Linked DNA regions of Homo sapiens: regions 1, 2, 3, 4 and 6 are each linked to region 5. Evidence: chromatin loops called from intact Hi-C (ENCODE). Cell type or tissue: heart right ventricle. All regions are shown on one strand.

Region 1 (4,000 bases), 140 kb before region 5:
GTATGTTAACCCCCCTGAGGGCCCTAGGCCCCCGCTACTCCTGTCCCGGCAGGTCTCAGAGCTGAGCCCAGAGGGTCACGACAGGAAGAAGGCAGATGCCTTCCATACTGACTAGGTTTTTGGCTTGCTTTGCACCAACATCCTGTCTGCCCTGTTTCCTACTGAGGGCAAACTGGACTGGTTTTTAATTAAACCCATTCCCCCAGAGAGCTTGGGGGAGAGATAGCCTCATAGAATTCCTTCAGTAGTTATCAGAAGGAGACCCCGTGGAGGCAGAGGTTGCAGTGAGCAGAGATCGTGCCACTGCACTCCGGCCTAGGCAACAGAGTAAGACTCCGTCTAAAAAAAAAAAGAAAAAAGAAGGAGCCAGGGTGGGGGGTGGGAACAGGAGAGAGGGAGGGGGGAAAGTGAAGTCACAAGTCCAGAGTGGTTCCTTCCTGGCTGAGCTAATGCCCTAGCAATGCACCTTATGTAATGGGCAACTCACCTGAGCGTCTGAGCCCATAGGAGTGCCAGCCCCTCCCTGTGGTGCCTCCCCTGCAGGGCCCACAGCCACACCCTCAGTGCACACACTCTCCTTCCTATCCATCCACTGATACCTGGGGATGACCTTTGAACGATGTCCAGCAAATCAAGCAAATTAAAGGCAATCACATCCACTGTAATACATCTGCTTGGTAGAACATTTGAACAGAGAAAACATTCCCCAGAGCTCCACCCCTAGAGATAGTTTTTCTTTTATTTTTTTCACCCAGGTTGGAGTGCAGTGGTGCAATCTTGGCTCACTACAACCTCTGCCTCCCAGGCTCAAGCAGTTCTCCCACTTCAGCCTCTCGAGTAGCTGTGACAACAGGTGCATACCACCACACCCGGCTAATTTTTTGTATTTTTGGCAGAGACGAAGTTTTGCCATATTGCCCAGGCTGGTCTCAAATTCCTGAGCTCAGGTCATCCACCTGCCTTAGCCTCCCAAAATGCTGGGATTACAGGTGTGAGCCACAACACCCGGACTTCTAGAGATAGTTTCTATATTCTAGAGATGTTTTTATTTTTATTTATGTTTAACCAAATTAAACTCTTCAGTTCTTCTTTCTGGTGCTTCCTTTGGTCTTTAGCTGAGTCCCTCTCCAAAACTAGAGGCCATAGGGTTGCTGTGGCTTTTCCATCCCCATCATAAAGGGTAGTGCTCCCTCAGTGATTGGTTTCAGGATTCTCCCCAATACAAATCAGGCCTCCAAGAACCATGTCCCCTTCAGAGAGGATTCCTAAGCTTCCTCCTCTTCCTCCTCTTCTTACTGCAAGGGAAATACAAGATCAGTCTGGAATGGGCTTCCAGATTCATACAACCTCCCCCAGGACACAGATTCCGGGAGAGAGAAGAGGAAGGCAGGTTTGGAGCCTCCACCACCACCAGTTTCCCTCACGCCCTCCTCTCTCCCTTCCCCTCTTTCTCAACTTCCTCCTTTCCCTCTCTTCCTTCTATGATCTGTCCCTGCCCCTCTGTCTCCTCTTCCTTTCCTTCCTTCCTCCCTTTTCTCCTCCCTTCCTTAGCAGGCAGCAATGAGCAGGTGGCACTGAACTTAGATTCCACCATCACAGGTGGGTAGATCTTGGCTCACAAGCCTGTCATTGACTAGCTAAGTAGCCCTGATTGGAGGAGTCATTTTATTTCCCTGAGCCTTTGTTTCTCATCTGCAACATGGAGATTTTACTCACCACCGTGGTGCAGACAAAGTAGGACAAAGTATCCTTTAACCCAGGGCTTGACACGTGACACTCATCAAACATTGCTGAGCTCTAATCTGCATCAGGATATGGTAAGTGTCTACTGGGTGCTGGGACAAAAGGTACAGATGGGAGCAAGGCAGAGATCCCTAAACAGACCTCTGTTGTGATCTTTGTTGTAATACATGGTAATTATTTGTTTCCAAAAAGAGGTGGAAGGAGACATAGATAGCTTCTACCGCCAGGCATTCAGGCACCAGCTGTGAAGGCCTTCTGCACATTGAAAAACTCAGAGTAGCCTGGTGGCTGGAATGAAAAGTCAACACCAGTTCCCCCAGCAAAATATTTCTCCATTCAGCCTTTTCGGCTCATTGGTTTGCCTGAAATCAGTTGTTTCTCCCTGGGGAAGCAATCTTTAAAATGGTGAGGAGAGTGTGCATCTGATGTGCCTGCACTTGTGCCTGTGAAACAGGGTAGGCTCAGAGCTCCGTGCAGGCCCATGAAGTCCCCTCAGAGACACCAGTGTTGGGTTGTCATAGGGTCCCAGAAAATGCCTGTCTGCTTCGTGAGATTTAGGCTGGGTGCACAGAGGTTTCACTTGGTGTGCCTGACTTATTTAGGGGCTGCCTGAAGTGCCATGTGAGAAAGGAGGCTGAGGGCGTTGGGTTTGGAGGAAGAGAGCACTAGGGTGGATTAGCAGTATCTGCTGCAAGTGGAATTTGGAGGGGATAGAAATCGTGCGTTCAGCTTATTTGGCATCTCTGGGTTGGCCTCACTTTGGCAGTTGGTTCCTGCTGGCTGGGCTCTGCTCACACGCAGTGAGAGGTCTCTCAGAGGCTCTTTGTTCTGCTGCTGGGGATGCCTTGGGAATGATGCCCTGGGGTGCACTGCCACATCCCACACAAAAGGTCTCCTTAGCTGGAGAGCCTTACCAGGTGCATGGAGGGGAAGACGCGGTACCATAAAGATGAGGATTCCTCTCAAAGTAATATATGCATTGAATGAAATGCCTACTTCAGTAAGGAATTTCCCAAAGCTTTACAAGCTAATTCTAAAATTCACATGGAAGAGAGGCCAGAGAATAGCTTAAATTACTTTGAACAAGGAGGGGAGACTTAGCTGCCAGCTATTAAAATCCATTATTAAGGCACTGATGTTAAAGAATCACCACACAAATAGACAAACAGACATTGGAGCAGAAGACAGGGAACAGAAAGACGCTCATATGTATCTGGATAACATTGACAGGAAAATCAAATTGTAATGTCACATACAGGAGTCTTCATGAAGGTAAGATGTTTAAAAACATTTTTAAAAGTATAAAACATTGTTTAGAAATATACGCCTTTGTAGTAAATGTGTAAAAACACGCATTAGAATGATGAACACCAAATTCCAGAGAAAGGGAATGGATCCCTGTGGGGCACAGAGTGTGCATTAACTATGTTTATGTCTTTAAAGGAAGAAAATATTTGAAGCAGATATGGCAAACGGAGAAGATTCATGAAAGCTGGATGGCCGGCGCATGAGCGTTTGCGGTGTCATACTTTGTTTCCTTATGTTTGAAATATTAGCATGGCTGGGCATGGTGGCTCACGCCTGTGATCCTAGCATTTTGGGAGGCTGAAGCTGGGGGAACACTTGAGGTCAGGAGTTCAAGACTAGCCTGGGCAACATAGTGAGACCTCATCTCCAAAAAAAAAAAAAAAAAAAGAAAGAAAGAAAATGAAACATTAGGGAAAAAAAATCCCCCATGTGCCTGGTCTGCCGGATTCCCCCAGTAGCCTGGTTATGGCTTGGGAGGGGAAAAGGAGGGGTGTTTTTGTCTATTTCTCACATATGACACTCAATGACTTCACAATCATTAATTCATCACCCACTAAGGGTCATGCACTGAGGTACCAAGACTAATGAAGGTCCGGCCCTCCCCAGTGTAGGAGGCAGGTAAATGATCACACTGTGACAAATGCTCAAACGGGGATGTGCTTGCAAAGGCTAGAGACAGCACGGGAGGAAGGAGCAGTCCATTCTGCTGAGAGTGTGAGTACCGAGAAAGCATGGCACTGGGCTTGAAGGATGAGGAGTTCGCCAGACACAGAGGATGAGGAGAGCAGCACGTGAGTAAAGAAAACAGAGAAAGGAACTCTCTGTCATGTTGTGGGCTGGAGGGCAGCATTCACACTGGACAAGTGCTTCAGAAAGATCCTTCTGGCAGGTAGTGGGCAGAAAAATGAGTGAAGTCAGAGCGATCGACTAGGAATCCACTGAAAGTGGA
Region 2 (4,000 bases), 130 kb before region 5:
CTATCCACCACATGGGTGTCTCAGGTCCAGGCCAATAGCAAGAGGCTTTATGTCCAGTGTAGTTAAGGTGGGGACAGATGTAACACTGCTTCCTGAAGCTCCTCACTGCCTTGGGTTTCCTGTATCACTCTTCTAAATAAGGTAGGGCCAGGCCAGTGGAGTCTCCTCTCCCTTACAGTGCCCTGGCCTGAGCTTGACAGACTGTTTGGATGGACTGGGAGTGGGTCAGGCCTAGAGCAGCTCTTTCAGGGTTAGACTTGACCTGTCAAGTACCCTAGAGGCATGGGCAGTGCTGTAGAGGCCCCAGCACATAGTGTTTAGGCATGTAGATTCTGGAACCAGATCTGGCTCAAATCCGGACTCTGATACTTACTAACCATGTGATGTTGACCAGTTGCTTTACCTCACTGGTCTCAGTTTCCACATCTGTGAAATGGGATGATGATACAATACATACCTGTCAAGCCAGGCTTAGATGAGATCACGTGTGAAGGGCACTCCCCAGGCTGGCATCACAGGCAGATTTCCATCAGAGTGGAGTGCTGGCCCTCTGAGAGTACAAGCTGACTGGGCCTTGCAAACTGGGTAGGAACAGCTTTTGCTGGAAAGTTCATCTACAGGAAGTTGATTGAATTCTGAAGAGAGAGCTAAGAGAGCTGCCAGGTAGGACAATACCTGGTAAACACCAAAGGGCTGAGAGTAGGATCACATGGCAAGAAGTAGAGTAGAGAAAAAATAATAATAATCTGCAGGTTTGGGGAGGCAAACTGTTCTGTTTGCACTTGTCTGGCAAGGGAACATGGTGTCTCCTGGAGGTGGTCTTGTGCTGGGGAAATTCCAGCAGCCTGGAGCCACAATACTGTTTCTCACTGCTCAAGCCTGCCTGTTTTCCTCTGCCTAGGTAGCTCAGTTCCAAGAACACTTATTGATGCTTACACCGGGCCAAGCCCTGTGATGGGCCCTGGGTTCCAGAGGTGAGTCAGACATGGTTCCTGCCCATGGAGATCCCCATTTCATGATAACTGCTACAAGAGCCGTTTAAACACAAGGTGTTTTACAGTAGTTATAGTCTACAGAGTGCTTCTGATTGCTCACTAGGCCCCACTCCATTCACACTGTGTTGTCTGTGAATGTTGCTCTCTGGAGCTGTGGGGGGTAAGGGTAACCCGGGAAGGTGGGCAGAGCAGAGATTAAGATAGGGATATGACAGCCAAAGGTAGAGGGTGTTTAGGTGATCTGACCAAGGTAACACAGGTAGTCTGCACCACCGCCCCCTTCCCACTAGCTTTAGCCAAGCAAGGCCAGGTGAGGGGAAGATCCTATTAGCTAGCAAGGAGGTTTGCGGAAGCTCAGGGTGGTCAAGGAGCCGAGCAAAGAGGGAGGTCCACAGGACGTACACAGTCGGTACTAGAAGTGCCATGCTGCTCCCCCATGTCCAAAAGGGGATGCCGTGTCTTGCTTTCCAGCCGCCTAGACCAAGAAGCGTGAGGCCCAGGCCCTCGCCGCTCCCTTGATACCCGCTTACCAACACCGGGGGTTTCATCTCGCAGCGCCACCACGCCCCACTCCCAGCAGCCCTCCCCTGGTCTCCGCCCTGTGCGGGTCAGGGTGGGAGCGCCCGGCCACTCCCTGCGTTCTGGGCCGGGCTACAGCCCACGTGCGCCGGCGGCAGCGGCGGTGACAGCCGGCCCCACGGGGGCGGGGCGGGCTCCGTGCTGTCCTGTCATTGGCCGCGCCGCTGTCGGGGGCGTTCCCCAGCCCGGTCCACCGCGCGGCGCAGAACCGCAGGCGCTCGGCTGGCTAAGCCTGCGCCGGGCCGCCTCGCTCGCTCCCAGCTCTGTCAGTGGCCCGCGGGGCCCGATCGCTGCGCCCGCGGCCAGGGCCGAGGCAGGCCTGACCCGGGGCCGGGCAGCCCGCGCGACTTTCGGTAAGGCGGGGGCGGCGCTGGCCTCAGGGTGGGGAGGGCGGGCGGGCGCGGGTGGGGACCGTGCCAGCCTCGGCTGGACTCTGCGCCGTGTCCAACGCCCGGGAGGGTCAGGTGCGGCCGCAGCATCCCCCGCCTCAAACCCACCCGGCGGGGCGCACAGTGAGCAGGTGGCGCTGCGACGAAGCCCGGGGCGGCCCTGGCCGGCCTCTGAACCAATTAGAACGCAATAAAAGCCTCCCACCGGCACGCCGAACTACCTCTTACTCCGCTCCGCAACACCCAAACCCTGCAGTTCCAAGCCTAGAAAATCGCAAGCGCCAAAACGGGGTGGGAGTGACGCGCCTGCAGTGCTGCCTGTCACCTGGCAGAAGACCATCCCCAAACTTCCCAGGATTGGGGCTCCGAGCCTTGCACGCCCCGTTCCAGCTCTTCACTGGGCGCCCTTTTCCCCCTCCCCTGTCCCCTCCCTCTTTAGTAACAGGAAGTTAAGTTGGGCCAAATGTCAGTGGCCTGGCTGGCCGCGGGCTGGAGCCCAGTCGGGATGGGGTCGTGGCAGTGGTCCGAGGGGCCGCGGCACTGTCCGCTCTGCATCGCGTCTCCCGCATCCCCAGTAGCCCGCTCTCGCTCCAGGCCCAGGAGCACCCCCGCAGGGTGTCCGCGGCACCCACCCTGTAGGTGCCTGGCTGGCCCCGGGGAGAGGTGGGATCTTGCCCACAGCGTCTAAGCCGCTGCCGGGCCAGACGGGGCAGGTGGGGTAAATTGTATTCACCGCCAGCCTCACTGGCAGAGCTGGGAACGGCCTTTACTGGATGGGGATGAGGGGATGTGGAAACCAGAGTAGTGTGCCTCCTTCCACATTGTTTATTCTGAGGCCTGGGTTCTTAAAGCGGAAAGAGCTTTTATTTGGAAGCCTGTAGGGCCCCGCCAGGCCTACAGCAGTGTGCCGGCTCTCTTGCTGTGATTGTCGCCTGTTAACTACAGTCTACAATGATTTTGGTGAAGGATGAAGTCACCAGCCAGGCCCCTTGTGGGCTGGTCCCACGGGAGAAAAGCCAGAGGCGAATTGGCCCTCCAGTGTTTGTGCCAGGTTCCCTGACACCTGCACTTACTCTGTCCTGCTCCCCCTCCCCAGTGGCAGTCGACCCAACAAGTGGGCCTCCGGTCTCCAGGGTAGTCCTGTGCAATGCCCTGGAGACTCTAATACCGTAAGAACTCACTTTCTTCATGCAGAGAGAAGACGGACTTATTAAGTGCCTACTGGGCAACAGGTCCTGTCTTGTGGCACTTTTGCAGCCAATTTCATGGTTATTCCAAAAACGCTGAGAGTTTTGCCCTCCCCATTTTAGAGATGGGGAAAGAGGCTCAGGTATGGTAGGTGCCCAAGGTCACACAACAAGTGTCTGAGCCAGGTCCTGGCCCTGTCAGTGTGAGTCCAGTGCTCTTGTTTCATGGCTGTGGGAAGTGGTGTGCTGTGTGCAGGACCATGGCCCCACAGCGTGCTGACTAGAGCCTTCCAGCCTCTGAAAAGATGCTCTCCACCAGGATTTCAGGGGATGCTTCTTTGGCAAAACAGTTGAAGTGACCCAGGTTAGCCAAGTTGTTCAACCTGCAAACCCCTTATCCTCCCCCTAGTCAAGAGTAGTGGATAGTGTTGGCCAGATTGCTATGGGGAGGGATTGGGTGCTATTTTGGAAGGAAGCCTGCTTCTACCATTGACCTGGCCTCACCTCTGAGAAGCTGGCTTCTGGTATAGTCTAGGAGGACTGTGTTAGCTGAAATAACCTCTACCTTAGGACTGATTCTAGTTTCGTGGGGCTTTTGGGGGTGGGGGGGCAGGTGTTGGGGTGTAGTGTTATGGTTGTGGGGTAATTGAAATCCAGTTTGAACATACCTCTATAAAAACATGACATCACTTTTATCTCCAGCCCCTTCTTCCTTTAGGCCTAGGGCTCTGGCTTTCTGCTCATCCCCTCTTTCAAAAGAAAATCATGATAAGTCATGATTTTCATGACTTATTTTCATGATGTCATGAAAATCATGAAAACTGATACCAATCCATTATACTTTAGTATA
Region 3 (4,000 bases), 54 kb before region 5:
TGATCTCAGCTCACTGGAATCTCCGCCCCGCCACACCCCACCCCTGGGGGTTCAAGCGATTCTCCTGCCTCAGCCTCCCAAATAGCTGGGATTATAGGCACCTGCCACCATGCCTGGATAATTTTTCTATTTTTAGTAGAGACAGGGTTTTGCTATGTTGGCCAGAATGGTCTCAAACTCCTGACCTCAGGTGGTCCACCCACCTTGGCCTCCCAAAGCGCTAGGATTACAGGCATGAGCCACCGTGCCCGGCCTATTCTTACATTTATTTTCAAAAGAAATTCTGTCAGAAATATTTAAGGAGGGCAACAGCATTATTTTATATTTATGAATGTCTGGTTTTAGAATTTCACCTTTGTTTATTAGAAATTCTCGATTAAAGTCCTGGTACTATGAATCTGATGGATTTAGTAGTTTTCAATTTGCGGTTAAGGATGGCATTTGTAGCCTTATATCAGCTTCAATGTCTAATTTATTTTGTTTTGTTTACGTGAACTCAAAATCCATCCAGCCAAGAAGAGAATTTCAAGTAAAATGGTTTTTTTAACAGCTTACTTTACAGTCTCTTCAATTACAATAATCTGTAAACTTGAACATGAAGTAGGTAGATGTGTTTAACTTGCTTTAAGATTCAACCTTGAAACCAAACTTTTCTGCTTTGTAAGATCAAGGCAGCATCACCCACTTTAAAGAAAAGCTGTCAGTAGGACATGAGTTAGCTTAACAGGGGCCTGCAACATTAAAACATTCAATAAATCGCAACTGCTATTATTTTGTCCTACAGGTTTAAGGAAAAGTTGACAACTGTCCCCCATGCTGGGGATTCATGGTAGTGCTAGTCTGGTACACGGATTTTTAATTTCCTGGGGTCTGTGAACTTGAATGAAGAAAAAACCCTTTATTTTTACTAACCTCTAACTGAAACGTAATATATTCCCCAATTACAGGGACACTGTAGGCAACAAATCCATCTTAGGAGTGCCTGTGACTTCATCACTAATAGAAATCACAAATATTTTCATTCCTTCTTGCAGTGGTTGCAGATATCTCAAGCTAGGATTTACACTTACAACTAGAAATTATTATAAGTGAATAATTATTGAAATTATTGTAAGGTGTTAGACCTACAACTAGATCTTGTTACTTACTATTAGCTATGCTAGATCTGTTAATGTTTTGTTTTATGATTTAAAGAAAATATTCTGAGAAGGTGTCCATAGGTTTTATCAAGTTACTGAGATGGTTTGTGGCATAAAAATGGTTAAGGACCCCTGTTCTGATGCCATAGAGCTGGGAATAGAGGGGTCAGGAGCCATGTGGGGCCTGCCAGTGTAGTGGGTCAGGGGTGGGGGAGTTGCTGAAAAGAGCTTGGAAGGGATCCGGGTCAAATCTCTGCTCCTCTGCTTTTTAGTTTTGTGACTGGGGGCCAATTACTGGCTTGAGACCAAATTTCCACATCTGTAAAACAGCAATATTCTAACACACCGTAGCGGCTTTAGCACACACGACACGATTCCTAGCGATAGGAAATTGTCAGAAACGTAAATTCCTCTTTCCCTTCCTCCCAACTCTGTTCTGTTCCCTCTTGTGTGATATGAGAGATTTTAGTAGATGGCCTCTCTAAGGTCTTTTAAATGCACTGTGATTCTACGTTTTTCCTTTAATTAAGGTCACACCACACAGTCCATTGTTCGAGTCAGAGGTGGTGTCGTAATGCCTCAATGGATGGCTAGTCTTCCCTTCCTGGAGCAGCAGTGAGACGTTCAGACCCTTTCTGACCCTCCTCCCACTGTCCACCTTGGCTCTCCCTGGCTCACCTCCAGCCTGAGCTCATGGGTTGGGAATGTGTAGGCCGATCCTCTGCTCACTGGAGTGCTTGCAAGAGGGCCTTGGGGTAACATGTTCTGAGACCTATTCCTATACTGCCTGCCCCAGCTGATAGCAGGCCTGGGAAACCCATTAATCATTGTCCTCGGTGGCCCCGCAGACCTGCGTTTACTCTCACTGCTTCTCTATCTGCTGTTCCAAGCCAACTGTTCTTAGATGGAAAATGCAGCCTATTGTTGTCTTGGTGGAAAGGCGCTAAAATGATGGAATGCTTTCTTTGTTCAGGAAGTTAGGAGTATGTGGGGTGGGGGAGATGGCTTAATGCCTTCATGAAACCATATCCTGACTCCTTTTTTTTTTTCTTTTTTTTAAATCCTGAATCAGAAAAGTTTTGTGGTCACTGGGTTTGGATGTAATACATTGTTGTGGTTTTGTTGCTTTGTCATTTAACTGACCTGGGCCTTGGAATCATGCTCTATTTCAACTCAGTTTTCAGAGTGGGTGAACACGTTTGGCGTGCCCAGCTGACCGCTGCATTGCTCATTAAAATGATTGCCAGAGTCATGGCCTGGTGGACATCTGTCCACACTCAGCATGTCCTCCCCCTTGTCCTGGCCCAGACACAGAGCCTCTGCTCCAGCTCAGAGCCCAGAATCTAACCGCCTGTGCCCTTCTCAGGCACAGATGTTTCTGAGACTGAACTGAGCCAAGAGAGGTGGATGGTGCATTTGGGGTCTTAAATATCACTGGTAGGATGCTGGCTAGGGACTGTGGAGGTGAGAGGGACACTCTTGCTTCAGGACATAGGAGAAGTAGGTGTGCTGTGGACACTGTTGACATAGACTACCCTTGAAGCTCTTATTTCTTCAAGCCACAGAGTGAGACGGTGGTGTGGCACAGGGCCTGAGAGCATGGTCTTTGAGGTCAGACCAACCTGGGTTTGCATCCCACTTATGGCTGTGAGACTTTTTTTTATTTTTTTGAGACAGGGTCTCACTCTGTTGTCCAGGCTGTTGTGCAGTGGCACAAATCAGCTCACTGCAACCTCCATCTCCTGGGCTCAAGTGATCCTTCCACCTCAGCCTCCCGAGTAGCTGGGACCACCGGTGTGCACTACTATGTTTGCCTAATTTTTGTGTGCTTTTGCAGAGATGGGTTTTGCCATGTTGCCCAGGCTGGTCTTGAACTCCTGAGCTCAAGTGATCCACTCGCCTTGGTTTCCCAAAGTGCTGGGATTACAGGTGTGAGCCACCACGTCGGATCTTGGCTGTGTGACCTTAAGCATGTTACTTCACCTCTCTGTGCCTCAGTTTCCTTAATTGAAAAATGATAATAGTCTCCAACTTTGAGGGTGATTGTGAGGCCTGGATAAAATAATATGTGTAAAGCACTTAGAACAGTGGCCGGCATAGAGGAAGATGATTACCTTTGTCATGATTACTGTTTGTCAGGACTGTTTGAAAGGACTCTGAGCGGAAGCTCTCTATCTGGCTGCCTCCCTGTCCTGCAAGCCGCTCCCTGTTCACCATTCTCCTCCTGGTTAAGTACGGGCATCTGTGTCCCAAGAGAGGGCTCCACTGCAGACCCTGACCACCAGCATACCTGCCCACAGAGGCCGAAAATGTGGTAGTCAGCTGCTTCTCTGAAATTCCAGCCCGGGAGAGGTAAACTAAGGAAATGCCATCCTCCTGAGTGTCCTGAACTGTCATCTGTCCCAGCGAATGTCTGACATTAAGGTTTGTGATGGAATTAAGCTCTTCTGAGAGATTTCATAAATAAATTCCCAATACAGTATTAAACCAAGCCTACTGCTGGGCCTTTCTGTACTTTTACTGTCACAAGAATGAGCTTAGGAGAATCATTGTTTCAGTCAGTTGTGGGGAGAGAGTTTGGGTGAGTTTAATTTGGTGGCTGGTAACAACAGCAGTAACTGACCCATACTGAGCCCTACAGTTTCCAATGCCCCTGTCTAGCTTCAGGTGTTGGTGAGATTATCCCACCACACAGATTGCTCAAAGGAACTGTCAGCTCAGCTGCCTTGTGCTCAGAATCTCTCTAGTTAGCCAGGCCTCCTGAATCATCTGCCTTGTAAGTTTGCATAGCAGGAGGGGAGGAAGCAAGGCTTCATGTAGCCTAGTGAGTTAGGAAAAGGCCGATGGCCCAAGGAGGGTGT
Region 4 (4,000 bases), 190 kb before region 5:
AGAGAAGTGGCAGCAGGGAATGGTGTGAGGGCAGAGGAACAGCGTGAGCAAAGAAATGCTCAGAGGTGGGTAAGGGAGGGGCCAGAGCTAACACAGTATGGGGCAGCTTGGCCGAGGTGCTCAGGAAGGGGACACACTTCCTGAGAAGAGAATTTGCTAAGAAGATACTCAGATCTTGGAAGCCAGGCTGAGTTGCTTAAGTTTAATGAGACAGGTGGTCATCAGGCAGGCGGGGCCTTGAGCATGGAAACTGGCAAGGCCTGGGGAGGATTGCACTGACAGCAGAAGTCGGAGGTCTGTGAGGGAGATCCTGCAGTCAGGGTGACGTCAGCGAGAAGTGACACCAGCGGCCTTCCGGGGCAGTGCATGGTACCATTTACAGAGCGCTGTTAACATAGCCTGGGCTCAAATTGCTGGGTCCTAACACAGTAACCAAAAACTGGACTCCATTGGTCTACACAACAAGTCAACATCAAATTGGGAAGGAGCAGTGGGTAGGCACCAAGAAGAAACAGAGCAGAGGAAATGCCTGTCACAGTGTGTCAAGATCTGAGCCCCAGCCCCTTAATCAGTTAAGAAAAAGAACAGGGGCCGGGTGCGGTGGCTCGCGCCTATAATCCCAGCACTTTGAGAGGCCAAGGCGGGCAGATCACGATGTCAGGAGTTCAAGACCAGCCTGGCCAACACAGTGAAACCCTGTCTGTACTAAAAATACAAAAAATTAGCTGGGCCTGTAATCCCAGCTACTTGGGAGGCTGAGGGAGGAGAATCACTTGAACCTGGGAGGCGGAGGTTGCAGTGAGCCAAGATCGCGTCACTGCACTCCAGCCTGGGTGACAGTGCGAGACTCTGTGTCAAAAAAAAAAAAAAAGAAAAAAGAAAAAGAACAGGTACAAGGAGGAGAAGAAGGGGGTGTCTAGAAAGAGGACTGGGTGTCTGAGAAACAGGGCTGGGTGTCACATCACACACATACACAGGCACACACAGTCACATTCACATGCCTGTACACATAAACACATATAAGGACACACATATAAGCCCCCCAACTTACTCTTCATGCTAATCATACCCAGAGACCCTTAAGGATACATGCAAATGCATATGTACGGGCACACATCAATACGTATGTGTATATACACGTGTTCTTCCTCAGCCCAGCCTCTCCTTTTAGGCCTGGAGCTGGGGCTGACATTGGGTTTACATCAATCAAAGCCACTAGGAAACGTCTATCCTGCCTGGGCCCAGAGTCCATTTCTGACAGAGGCTTCTCCAGGCTTTACTTGTAAACGCTATTTATTTTGGAAAGCAACTTCTCTGTTTTCAAATAAAACGTTGGGACATGCAGTATTGGATTTCCCTGATCTGACATTGACCTAGAAAAATGTGCTGGCAGGAACAGAAAATGCGATGCCCCACTGTGCTGGCAGGCACAAGAGTTTCCCTCCTCTTGGCTTTGATTGCAAAGGTTAAGATGCAAGTGAGAGAGCGCAGTTCCCCCTCCCTGCCTGAGCAGCACTCTCCCTGCAGAGCTGGAGGGAACTGGGGGCCATGTTTAGGGGCTTCCTGCAGGTTTTGGTGCTTGTGGTCTTAGGGGCATGCTTCTGGGTGGGGAGCTTATCACAGAGGGGCAGCTTGTCACAGGGCTGGTGGCCGAGGCCAGCATGTAGAGAGCAAACAGCTCCAGGATGTGCAAAATATGAATAGGGCCCAGCTATGGGGGTCCCCACGGTTGTCATCAGTGAAAAGGGCAAAGCAACTTGAGCTCTGGGTGAGGTTTGAAGCCAGTTCCTGTCCCTTGGGGAAGAGGTTTCCTGGAGGCAGACCTGCCAGGTCCAGCTTCAGGTGAAGGTCATGGCCTGCTGCCATCTGCAGCGGCCTGGGCACCAGTTGCAACGGTTAGGGGCAGAAGCTGGGAGCAAGGGCTGAGGCAGGAGCCCCACATCATGGTGGGAACCCAGACACCTGTGGTCTGCTTGCGGGGGTGGGCCCTGGTCTAATTAGCAAAGGAGGCTCAAAAAGCAATACACAATTCATTGCCCCAGCTGAGCCACAGAATCTCTCAGAGTTCCTCAGCTGCTCCAGTGACTTAATTCTGTGCCTGTTAATTCTGTTCCTATTCCACCCACATCCCTTATGGCCTCTCTGAGGATGAAATGAGATCAGAAATGTAACATGCTCAGCCAGGGCCGGATGCATAATAGGTAGGCTCGGTAAACGTGAGAGCAAATCCCAGCTTCACCACTCACTAGCTGTGGCGCCTTGGGCGAGCTCCTCCTTGGTGCCTTAATTTCCTCATCTGTAGAATGCAGATAATAACAAAATGTACGTCATAGAACTGTTGGGGATTAAATGAGTAAATATTTGTAAAGCACTTTGAACAGTGCCTGGCACTTAGTAAGCGTGATAGCTGTTTGCTATAATATTAAATTTACTCTTTTTGTGTGTGACAGGGTCTCACCCCGTGCAATGGTGTGATCATAGCTCACTACAGCCTCTACCTCCCAGGCTCAAGCGATCCTTCTACCTCAGCCTCCCAGATAGCTGGGACTAGAGGTGCACCCCACCACACCCGGCTAATTTTTTATTTTTTATTTTTTGTAGAGACTGGGAGTCTCATTATGTTGCCTAGGCTGGCCTCGAACTCCTGGGTTCAAACAGTCCTCCCACCGTGGTTTCCCGAAGGTCTGAGATTATAAGAGTGAGTCACTGTACCCAGCCTTAAATAGTATTCCTAATGGTTATTCATGTATTTATTCATGAATTTATTCAACACGTCTTTCTTGAGGGCCCACTATGAACCAGGCACTGTTCCAGTCACTGGGGCTATAGCAGGGAACAAGAGACACTAGCCCTGTGGTAGGTATAATGATCCTCCCTGCCCCCAAAGACGTCCATGCCCTAATCCCTGCAATCCTGACTATGTGATGTTACGTGGCAAGAGAGACTTAAGGTTGCAGGTGGAATTAAGGTGCTCATCAGCTGACTGGGAGAGAGGGAGGGTGCCTTGGATTATCCAGGTGGGCCTAACGTAATCACAAGGGTTCTTAGAAGAGGGAGGCAGGAGAGTCAGAGAAGGAGGTGCGAGGATGGACACGGGGTTCTAAGTGATGTGATTCCTGGCTTCTTCCAAGATGGAGGAAGAGGCCACGACCCAAGGAAAGCAAGCGGCCTGTAGAAGCTGGAGAAAGCAAGGAACTGGAGTCCCCTCTGTAGGCTCCAGAAAGGAACACAGCACTGCCCTTGATTTGAGCACAGTCAGGTTTCTGACCTGCAGAACTGTAAGATAATACATTTCTGTGTTTTAAGCCACTAAGTTTGGTTTGCGGGGACTCGTTATAGCAGCAATGGGAAACAAATACCAACCCTTCCTCATGGAGCTCATATTTTTATAGGGGGAGCACAACAATAAAATCAACAAAATGCAGTGTGTGCAGCAGGCAGCAGCAGTCGAGCTGGCCCTTGCAAGTTGGCCATCCCGCTAGCCGTGGCCGCCCCCACTCCTAGTGTCCCTCTGTTTACCCATGGCTGAAGGGCGGGGGCTGCTCTGCCCATTGGCTTCCAGGCTCTGGCTGGACACACACTGCTAGATCTCGCTGGCTCCTGGGCTGGGGAGGGGCAGGTGCGTGGTGTCTAGCCCAGGAGTGGGTGGGACCTGCTGCCAAACTCTGGGGCAATTAGCATGTTCCTAGATTCCTGTGGGCGAGGAGATGAGAAATCGTGATTTGTCAAGGCCGGTTGGGAGTGAAAGCCAAAGCCAGGAGGCCGCCTCTGAGTCTCCCGGGTTTCTGTAATTATAATTACTTGATTGGGCATAATAAGGTGCATCCGAATCTTCCCATTAGGAGGCCATAAAACAGCACTTGGGCTTTCATCTTGCCCAGCTGCTTACTGAAACCTCCCTCTTTTATCTTCAATGCCTTTAATTGACAGGTCTGAGCCCAGGGAGCTACTTCTGGAGATGCTGTGGTCTGGGGTGGATCCTGCCTTCTCAGCCCCTGCC
Region 5 (4,000 bases):
AGGGAGGGGATGCGTACTGGGTTGTGTGTTGGGGCACCCGTAGCTAGGGTTGTTGTTTCAGACAACCAGGAGGTAAAAGAATCCTCCTGTGATCGGGTAGGTTAGGATTTACGGGGCTGATTGGGCTGTATGCCTGGGTTTGAGGTGAGCAGGTGGCCTGCAGCACTTCCCCCTGCATCCAAAATGGTAGAAAGGCTAGGATTTAATATGGGCCTGCGATGGAAGCCCCCTCTGAGAGGGTAGATGGCTCCCTGCAGAAGCGATCTATGGTCAATGGGACATGGCTCCCTGGTTCTGACAGAACTAGCCATTTGGAGAAGGCTCCCGTGGCTGAAGACTGGTAGCAGAGAGGTCTTACCCCAGAAAAGGATGGGGGAGCCTAGGTGGACCCTAGCCCAGCGACAAGGGTAGGCTTACCCATGGGGTACGGAGGAGGTACTAAATTCAGTCTTTCCCACTCCAGCCATAGCATCAGCTCGGCCTCCAGAGTTCTGCTCATTCCCTGAGGAGACAAGCCTGACAGCCGAGTGCCCTTTGGGAGCCCTTGCAGGGTGATGCAATGGGCTTGGGTAGAGCAGGGCTTTCTGGATTTCAATGCCCAGATGCAGGCAGCAGAGAGTGGGCTGTGAGGCGTTCTCAGTAGGGCAACCATGTCATGTATCATCTAAACCAGGAGACTTCTGAGAGTGAAGGGGGCACTGTTAACAATCAGGCTGGGGGTAAAAAGCGGTAAATCAGAACTACCCTCCACCTCCAACAAACTAGGCTGTATGGTCACGCTAGTCATCAGGCTATAGTTAATGCTTATTTGAAGTTAATAAAATATTGTTTACTAGGATCTGTGATGGTGAGTGAATTGCAGACTTGATTTGCCATCAAATCCCTAGGCAGCTCATTTGAGCCCTGAGAGTCCATGTGAGGTGAACCCGGTCACCTTCTTGTAGGAGAGAGGCTCCCTGGGTGCAGAGAGACCCCAGCTGGTCTCCATGAGGCAGCACACTGAAAGCATCAGCAGACCTGGCTGTGGCCTTGGGCAAACCATTAAACTGCTCTGAGCCCAAGGCCACTTTGCAATGGAGATCATCCCTGCCCTGCCTATGTCACCGGGATTCTTTTTGCTTTGATGTTTCATGAAGATCTTTTGGGGTGTAATTCCAGCCCCTTCTGACGAAGCCTTGGCTCCCTAGGTGGAGTGAGGTTCTCTCCGCTGTGCCTGAACAAAACCCTGTGACAGCATTTGTCACAGTGCGGAGTCATTTACTACCACTCCTGCCTGTAGGCTGACAGCTGTTTGTGGGCAGGGACACATCCTCAGCGCCAGCTCAAAGCCAGCCCTATGCCCTCAGGGATCTTAGTGGGACTGAAGCCCTTGGTGGCCCCCAGAGCTCACCCTGCTTTCTTGGCCATTGCAGGTGGATGGTCAAACCGGAGAGAATGACATGAACAAACGGAGACGGAAGGGCTTCACCAACCTGGACGAGGTTTGTGTACACAGTGTGGCTTTAAACAGAGGCTCGTTTCCTGACAACCAGTGGCCACAGGCAGCCTCACTGTGGTAGCAGCCTGGCCCTGTTCCTTCCCTCTCTCATGAACCACTGGGTTCCAAGCTTGGCGTGATGGAAAAACAGTTGGGGTTTTGGATCACGCTTCACTACTTACTAGCTGTGTAACCTTGAGAAACACAACCTCCCAGGATGTGGTTCATGTCTGTAACGTGCAATGATACACTTGAAATACATGAAACTTGGCAGGACTTTTAAAGATGAATAAGATGAACATGGTATCTGACACATGTTAATCAATATACAACCACTGTTAACAGTAAATAGTAAAGAGGCATCAGCACTCCCACTTTTCTCCCAATCATCGTTTGTATCCATTTGTGTTTCCTTTGCTTTTAGCCTTTAAGGCATATGTCGTGGTCTCCACAAGTGCCACCTTCTGGTGAAAGAAGAAAATTACAGGTTACTTTGTCAAAGGAGAGCCTGAATCTCTTGCCTGCTTCTGAAAAATTGATCAAGGGGAAAGAGTGTCAGTTCTTGCTTCCCTGGGCAGCTTTTAAAAGAGACCTGAGATATACACGTCATTCAAAAAAAGCCATTCCAACTCCACAAGCATGCATATTGTCAGCGAAGTGTGGGATGCCAGCTTTTGCCAGCCTACTGGCTGACCTCAAAATGATGACTTAGAGGCATGAGGGACGGTCTGTATAATACATTGATATCTGATTGATAGGAGGTAGAAGGGACTTTTTCTACTGTTTATGGTCGAAGAGTTTTTATTGCTGTATAGTTGCATGACATGGTTGTTCGTGTCTGACTTGCTGCCCCTCACAACAGTGAGCTTTATAATAAATAGAGTCATGAGGTTCACCTTGGGGAAAGCAGCAGCCAGCCATTCAACCCATTATCTGTGATGGTCAAAGGGAAGCGCTGACAAAGAAAAACGAGTTCAGTTCACATCTTAAAATATGAACAAACCCATTCTACCCAATGAGTTCAAAACACCCTGGGTTGAACATTTTCCTAGAGCTTCTTGAAGGTGCACTTCAGGAAGCACTGTTTCTTCTCCACCACTTGGCTGTGGTGTAAGCAAGAAGCCAGCAAATAGAGACACAGAGAGGAAGCGGAGACTGCACAAGGCTACAGACACATTCCATTTCCCAGATTACGGGTGTCAGCTCTCTAGCTTCAGGGCCTGGGATTTGCTCCTGCCTATTCCCAAGAAGCTTCCCTTGGGTACACTTTGTCTCAGGTGGAAGTCTTTTCCTATGTTTCACCCATGGCTTATTTATTTAAGGGTATGTGAGTGTTGTTTCTGTTATTGGCAACCTAGGAGTTGGAGTGGGAAGAAATCTGGTTTGTGTCTACCCTTTCTGAGACAGCCCTGGACAGTCTCCTGGGGCAACGGTTTTGCTTTAAGTCAGTTTTAACAAAGCAATATTCTTTCTAAATTCTTGCTACTCAAAATGTAATCCAAGATCCAGGAGCAGCAGCAGCAGCTGGGTGCTTGTTAGAAGTACAGGCTTTCAGGGCCCACCCCAGACCTACAGAAAGCAAATCTGCTTTTGAGGATTGATTTCCTGGTGATTCGTGGACCCGTTAATGTCTGAAAGTGCTGGCCTGTATGGCCCACCGTCCTGGCTAACTTTGGTCTTGTACAAATAGTGATCACCCAAGTAAGCACAGCCTCTTCTCACTCAAGCCTGTGCTGTTGTGCACAGTTACATTTCACTTTGAAGGAGGGTATGCCTCTTCGGTTTGTGTTCGTCCAACACTCAGAGTGGCTCTACATACAAGGTTCCCCATAGGGCTGCCACACCTAGGGATCTTTTTAAAAAAAAATTAACTATAGCTTGCCTTTTCCAGTGAATTTCTTCTAAATGAACACATCTTTGTTGTCGTGAGAATGTCTGTTCCTGTGAGGGACATTCCTGGTGTCCTTGGGAAAACTTACTGCCCACTTGCTGTGGCAGCACCATTTATACTCCTGAGGCCTGTGGGAGGAGATCCCGTAGTAAGGGGGAACAGACGTTCTTAGTAAACAGTGGTCATTTTCAATTTTTCACTGTTAGCAGATGAGCTAGAGAAATCTTATATGGAACTCCGTTTTATAAAATAGCATAACCGAATGATCAAGGTCTACATCACCACTTATAAGTCACGTTGATATCATGCAGCCCGCTGTACTGGAATGAGAAGAGCATTTCACCTCGGTGGTGTCCTTCCCCAAAGTCTAATCATGAGACAACATCAGACCAACCCAGATTGAGGGGCTTTCTATTAAACAGCTGCTCAGTACCCTACAAAAAGTGTCATTCTGTAACAGAAACTGTTACAGTTTGTAGGAAACCAAGGAGACAGGGTGATGAAATGCAGTGTGGGATCCTGGGACAGAAAAAAGATATTAGTGGAAAAACTGATGCAATCCGAATAAAGTGTATAATTTAGTTAATAGTATTGTGCCAGTGTTAATTTCTCAATCTTGATGACAGGAGCAA
Region 6 (4,000 bases), 77 kb before region 5:
ATAGCCACCAAAGGTTTTGCACTCCAGTTCTCTGGAAGAAAGGTTTGAAGCTCAGAATCACTGAGTCCTTCTGAGTGCTAGGTCAGCCCTTCCCAGTTCATTCCCAGCACTGTCCTGAATTCTGTATGTTTTCAGTTCATTACCAAAACTACTTTCTATGAGGTTCCCTAGTTATACATGGGAAACTAAAACCCAAAAAATAAATGAGTTGTCCAAGTCTACACAGAGAGGAAGTGAGTTTGAACTCAGACCTTCTAAATGGAAGGCCCTTGTCCTCTAGTTTTAAAGTATACAGGTTGACTATACCTAAACTGAAATCTAGAATGCTCCAAAATTTGAAGCTTTTTGAGTGCTGACATGATGCTGTAAGGAAGTGTTCATTGGAGTCTTCTGGATTTTGGATTTTGGGATTTGGGATGCTCAACCAAGTAAGTATGATGGACATATTCTAAAAAAAAAAGAAAAAATAGAAATCCAAAACACTTCTGGTCCCAAGCATTTTGGATAAGGGATACTCAACCTGTATATAACTCCTTGACCCAGAAAGCTAGTCTCAGTAGTCTTGAATGATGTTTCTTTTGCCCTTCCTTTTGATATGATGATGTTTGGGCTGTTTGAAGAATCGTAATGAGTATTGGTTATCACATACATGATCTCACTGATTCCTTAGAGCCCCATGAAGTGAGGAGAACAGGTGGCCCTCTGCATCCATTGGTCCCACATCACAGATACAACCAACTGTGGATTGAAAATATTCAGGAAAAAAAAAAAACAGATAATTTCATCTGTACTGAATATGTACAGGCTTTTTTACTGTCATTATTTCCTAAACAATGCAATGTAAGTATTTACATAGCACTTGTATTAGGTATTATAAGTAATCTAGAGATGATTTAAAGTATACGAGAGAATGTGTGTAAGTTATATGCAAACATGGCATCATTTTATATAAGGGACTTGAGCATCTACAGATTTTGGTATCTGCATGGGATCCTGAAATCAATCTCCCATGGTTACTGAGGGAAGCCTGTATTATCCCTATTTCACGCATGAGAAAACTGAGGCCAAGATGGATGAGGTAACTTGCCTAGGGTCACAAAACTAGCAAGTGTTGAGAGCAGATTCACATTCAGGTTACCCTGACTCTAAATATTCTGATGTTAATCCCACGAGGAAAGCTACCCGCCATGGGTGTTAGAGTCATTTTTAAGGTCTGTGACCTAACTTGGAAAGCCAGTTGTAAAGGGTGAGATGGGTGTTTAGGTCCAGGGTGGCAAGTCTGAGCCTGGTACAGGCTGCTGGGCTACATATCCAAGCTGCGCTTATCTTCTCCTGTCAAACCATCTCCCTCCACCTCCCCTTATCTCACTCTAGATAAGGGCTGGTTCCTGGAGCTCCCACGCCTATCCAGCCCTCAGCACCACCTTTAGCTCTTTTTCCACTGGAGCCCGAAGACGAAGTTGTTCATTCTTCTTCTAGGGGAGGAGGGGTGGCCATTGATTGGGGTGCGGAGGAGACAGCTTCTTCCAGTTTGTAAATTATTGTCTGGCTTGATGCCTCTAAACTGTTCATAATTTTAGACAAGGAGGAGCTGGCAACTTGGAGAACTGATTTACAAGACTATTTTCTAAACTGGTACATTTCCCCAGGTACAAATCTGCCTCCTGTGGTAGATGCAGTGTGCGTTACCACATCTACTGAGTGCCTGCCAGGACCTGGCTCTGCCGTCATCCACGTTTCTTGCCCTTCACAGCTACCCTGCAAGGATGAGATTATAATTTGTCTGTTACAGTAAGGGAACTGAGAATCAGAAGTGGCTTGTGTGAGGCAATAGCTCTGAAGCCTTACAGTTTTCTCTGTACTGCTTGCCTGTCCTCAGAAAAGACTGTAGTGTAGCAGGCAAGTTCAAATAGCCTTGTGTTTTTCGGCCAGCCACTGCAGCCTTTGTTCAATGCTGGGCACAGAAGTGGTTCCAAAGATAGATAAAGACTGAGAATGTTAATACGATCTGCAAAGCAAATGAGTCCTTCCTTCTGTTTATGCTCTCTGGGTGGCAACATTGCACATGGGGAAAGTGGAGACATAGTAGGAGGCAGTGTTTATGTGAGTCATGCCCAAGTAAGCACAGTGGACGCTCACAGAGCCCAGAGAGGATCTGTGAAGGAATCCACGCTTGTCGCACCAGGCAGGGCACAGAGCCCCCTTCCCCAGTCTACTGAAGTTGCTGAGTGTCATAGACCGGGGTCACTGGGTAAGGCCTCATGGAGGACCCAGCCTGGGTAGGGCAGGGAAGCTGGCCAGGCCTGAGCAGGGAATGAGTGCTAGTCTCCCTTCAAGCCAAGCATAGTGCCAGGCACCTCGGAAGCTCTCCGGGAAAGAGGGAAGGTCGGGTAGGGCCCTACAAAGTTGCAGGGATCCTGTCACCCCCAAGTCTGGGCATCCAGTGTCTGAGACCTCGCCAGCCCCAGCAGGCTCCTCCTGGCAGGTGGTGCCCAGTGGGCTCCTATGCTCCTTTGCATGTGCTGTTCTTCCCCCTTCTCTTCCGGCTCCTCTCATTGCTGCCTGGACAGCCCCTTAGCTGCCTCCTTGCCTCCAGCCTCCTCCTCCAGTCCACTGCTGCCCTATCATCTTCCCAAAGACTTGTCTCTTCCTGCTCCTCTGTCTTCTGCTCCTCACCACCCACTGGAGAGGCCAGTCCCCCTCCTTGGCCTGGAGGGGACACCTGCCACCACGTGCGCTGGACATCCCCACCGCACCTCCTCACGAATCCTGAACCTTGAACTTGCTGTCATTCCACCACTGTCCCGCTCTTTCCACACTCACATCCCTGTGTGGGTATTTCCATGGCCTGGAATGTCCACTGCCCAGTCTTCTAGTAAAATAAATCTCATTCCTAAAATTGAAGCTTTCTTGAGATTTCTCTCTTGTGGCCCCTCTGGACTCCTCGAGGCTCTGTTGGACACCGCCTGCTCTGGGCTTCCATGCCCTTGGTTCATATTCCACAAGCACTTGCCTGTGGTCTTGTAATCCATCTGCCCCTGTGGGCGGGGCCTGAGCCTACGTATTCCCGGCCCCTTGAGTGGTGCCCGACTCTTGCTAATGCACCAGTAATTGTTGCTGAGTGAATAAGTAAGAGATTAAGGAGGAAGATAAACACCATTCTCTGCTTTTAGTATTATAAAACCGTCCCACAATTCCAACTTGTCCACGATGAACACTGCCCCTCTGGGGAGCACAGAGCTGCCGTGAGGCCTGCGCTCTGTGTGCTGCTGACCTCCTCTTACCAGGCCTCATCGGTGGAGCTCGGTCTGCTGTGCCCTCTTGCTCAGAGACCCCTCCAGCCCTCCTGACAGCTGGGTCAGCCCCAGCTCCTCCACATTTGTTTTCTTGTGCCAGCTTTGGATTCTGGAAAAACAGCTAGTGCTTTGGAAAATCAGCTCTACTTTATTTTTGTTCCTTTGAAACTTAAATGACTTTCCTAAGAAATGTCTGAGGTTAGAATGGTGCAGAAAGGACCATGGCCAAAGCCCAGGCAAGCTATTTTTGGGATGTGAATGAGCACCCATCGCATTTTTCCCTTCCATGAGCCGGAGCACTTGTTCCAAATAGCTCACAGCCTGGAATTACAAAGCACAGGCCCCCTTTGCACAGGCGGAGGAGGTCCACGTGTCTCTGTCTGTCTGTCTGTGAGTCTGACTGAGGTAGATGGTGTGCTTCCAGCTGATACCAGGAGCAGAAGTTTTGAGAAGAGACTGTTTGTCATGTGGATAGTGGAAAGCCCTGCTCTCTGGTAACGAATGAAGAAAGGCTTTAAAGCTGGGTGTCTACGGAGAGGTGGGCAGTCATGAAATCTAGAGAGATGTTCTCTGGAGTTTTTTCTGTCTGTGCCTTAGTGTAATGTGGCTGGGTTATATTCACATCAGCCAACCAATTTGCAGCACCGAGAATGATAGACTTTCAATGGTGCTATATATAGTGTACTTTTCTGGGTTGTTTTCCC

The links. Peaks named below come from ENCODE experiments on the same cell type or tissue, not always from the same donor. Only the 100,000 strongest peaks of a DNase experiment are listed, where the experiment ranks them.
Region 1: it touches region 5 in a loop (4-fold over the local background); 56 of 110 quality-filtered maps call a loop at or near these places.
Region 2: it touches region 5 in a loop (2.9-fold over the local background); 57 of 110 quality-filtered maps call a loop at or near these places.
Region 3: it touches region 5 in a loop (1.9-fold over the local background); 18 of 110 quality-filtered maps call a loop at or near these places.
Region 4: it touches region 5 in a loop (3-fold over the local background); 81 of 110 quality-filtered maps call a loop at or near these places.
Region 6: a loop joins it to region 5, with 2.4 times the contacts of the local background. A loop is called at or near these places in 48 of 110 quality-filtered maps.

Annotation. Positions count from the first base shown.
Region 1 is chr11:12,090,383-12,094,382 of GRCh38, forward strand. No RefSeq gene overlaps it. Among named protein-coding and RNA genes, the nearest start is that of LINC02989, 5.5 kb to the left of the region's middle. RefSeq lists a silencer at 1,840-2,134 and enhancers at 2,027-2,527, 2,528-3,028. In heart right ventricle, a CTCF peak has its summit at 1,951; no DNase peak of the experiment used is centred here; H3K27ac peaks cover 2,069 bases.
Region 2 is chr11:12,108,800-12,112,799 of GRCh38, forward strand. It overlaps MICAL2 (microtubule associated monooxygenase, calponin and LIM domain containing 2), which reads left to right and starts at 1,791. Exons shown (of 28, transcript NM_001282663.2): 1 at 1,791-1,927. RefSeq lists a silencer at 1,485-2,154 and an enhancer at 1,697-2,400. In heart right ventricle, no CTCF peak of the experiment used is centred here; DNase peaks (open chromatin) are centred at 1,672 and 2,380; H3K4me3 peaks cover 2,860 bases; H3K27ac peaks cover 2,574 bases.
Region 3 is chr11:12,180,990-12,184,989 of GRCh38, forward strand. All of the region lies in intron 3 of MICAL2 (microtubule associated monooxygenase, calponin and LIM domain containing 2), which reads left to right. Among named protein-coding and RNA genes, the nearest start is that of MIR6124, 19 kb to the left of the region's middle. RefSeq lists an enhancer at 1,345-1,845. In heart right ventricle, no CTCF peak of the experiment used is centred here; a DNase peak (open chromatin) is centred at 1,849; H3K27ac peaks cover 3,943 bases.
Region 4 is chr11:12,049,293-12,053,292 of GRCh38, forward strand. All of the region lies in intron 1 of LINC02547 (long intergenic non-protein coding RNA 2547), which reads left to right. Among named protein-coding and RNA genes, the nearest start is that of LINC02547, 20 kb to the left of the region's middle. In heart right ventricle, no CTCF peak of the experiment used is centred here; DNase peaks (open chromatin) are centred at 1,549 and 1,899; H3K27ac peaks cover 613 bases.
Region 5 is chr11:12,234,765-12,238,764 of GRCh38, forward strand. MICAL2 (microtubule associated monooxygenase, calponin and LIM domain containing 2) reads left to right here. Exons shown (of 28, transcript NM_001282663.2): 16 at 1,413-1,481. Among named protein-coding and RNA genes, the nearest start is that of MIR6124, 73 kb to the left of the region's middle. In heart right ventricle, CTCF peaks have their summits at 978 and 1,936 (motif pointing left); no DNase peak of the experiment used is centred here; H3K27ac peaks cover 3,910 bases.
Region 6 is chr11:12,157,743-12,161,742 of GRCh38, forward strand. The region is part of intron 2 of MICAL2 (microtubule associated monooxygenase, calponin and LIM domain containing 2); the gene reads left to right. Among named protein-coding and RNA genes, the nearest start is that of MIR6124, 3.9 kb to the right of the region's middle. In heart right ventricle, a CTCF peak has its summit at 2,052; DNase peaks (open chromatin) are centred at 1,369, 2,209 and 3,562; H3K27ac peaks cover 4,000 bases.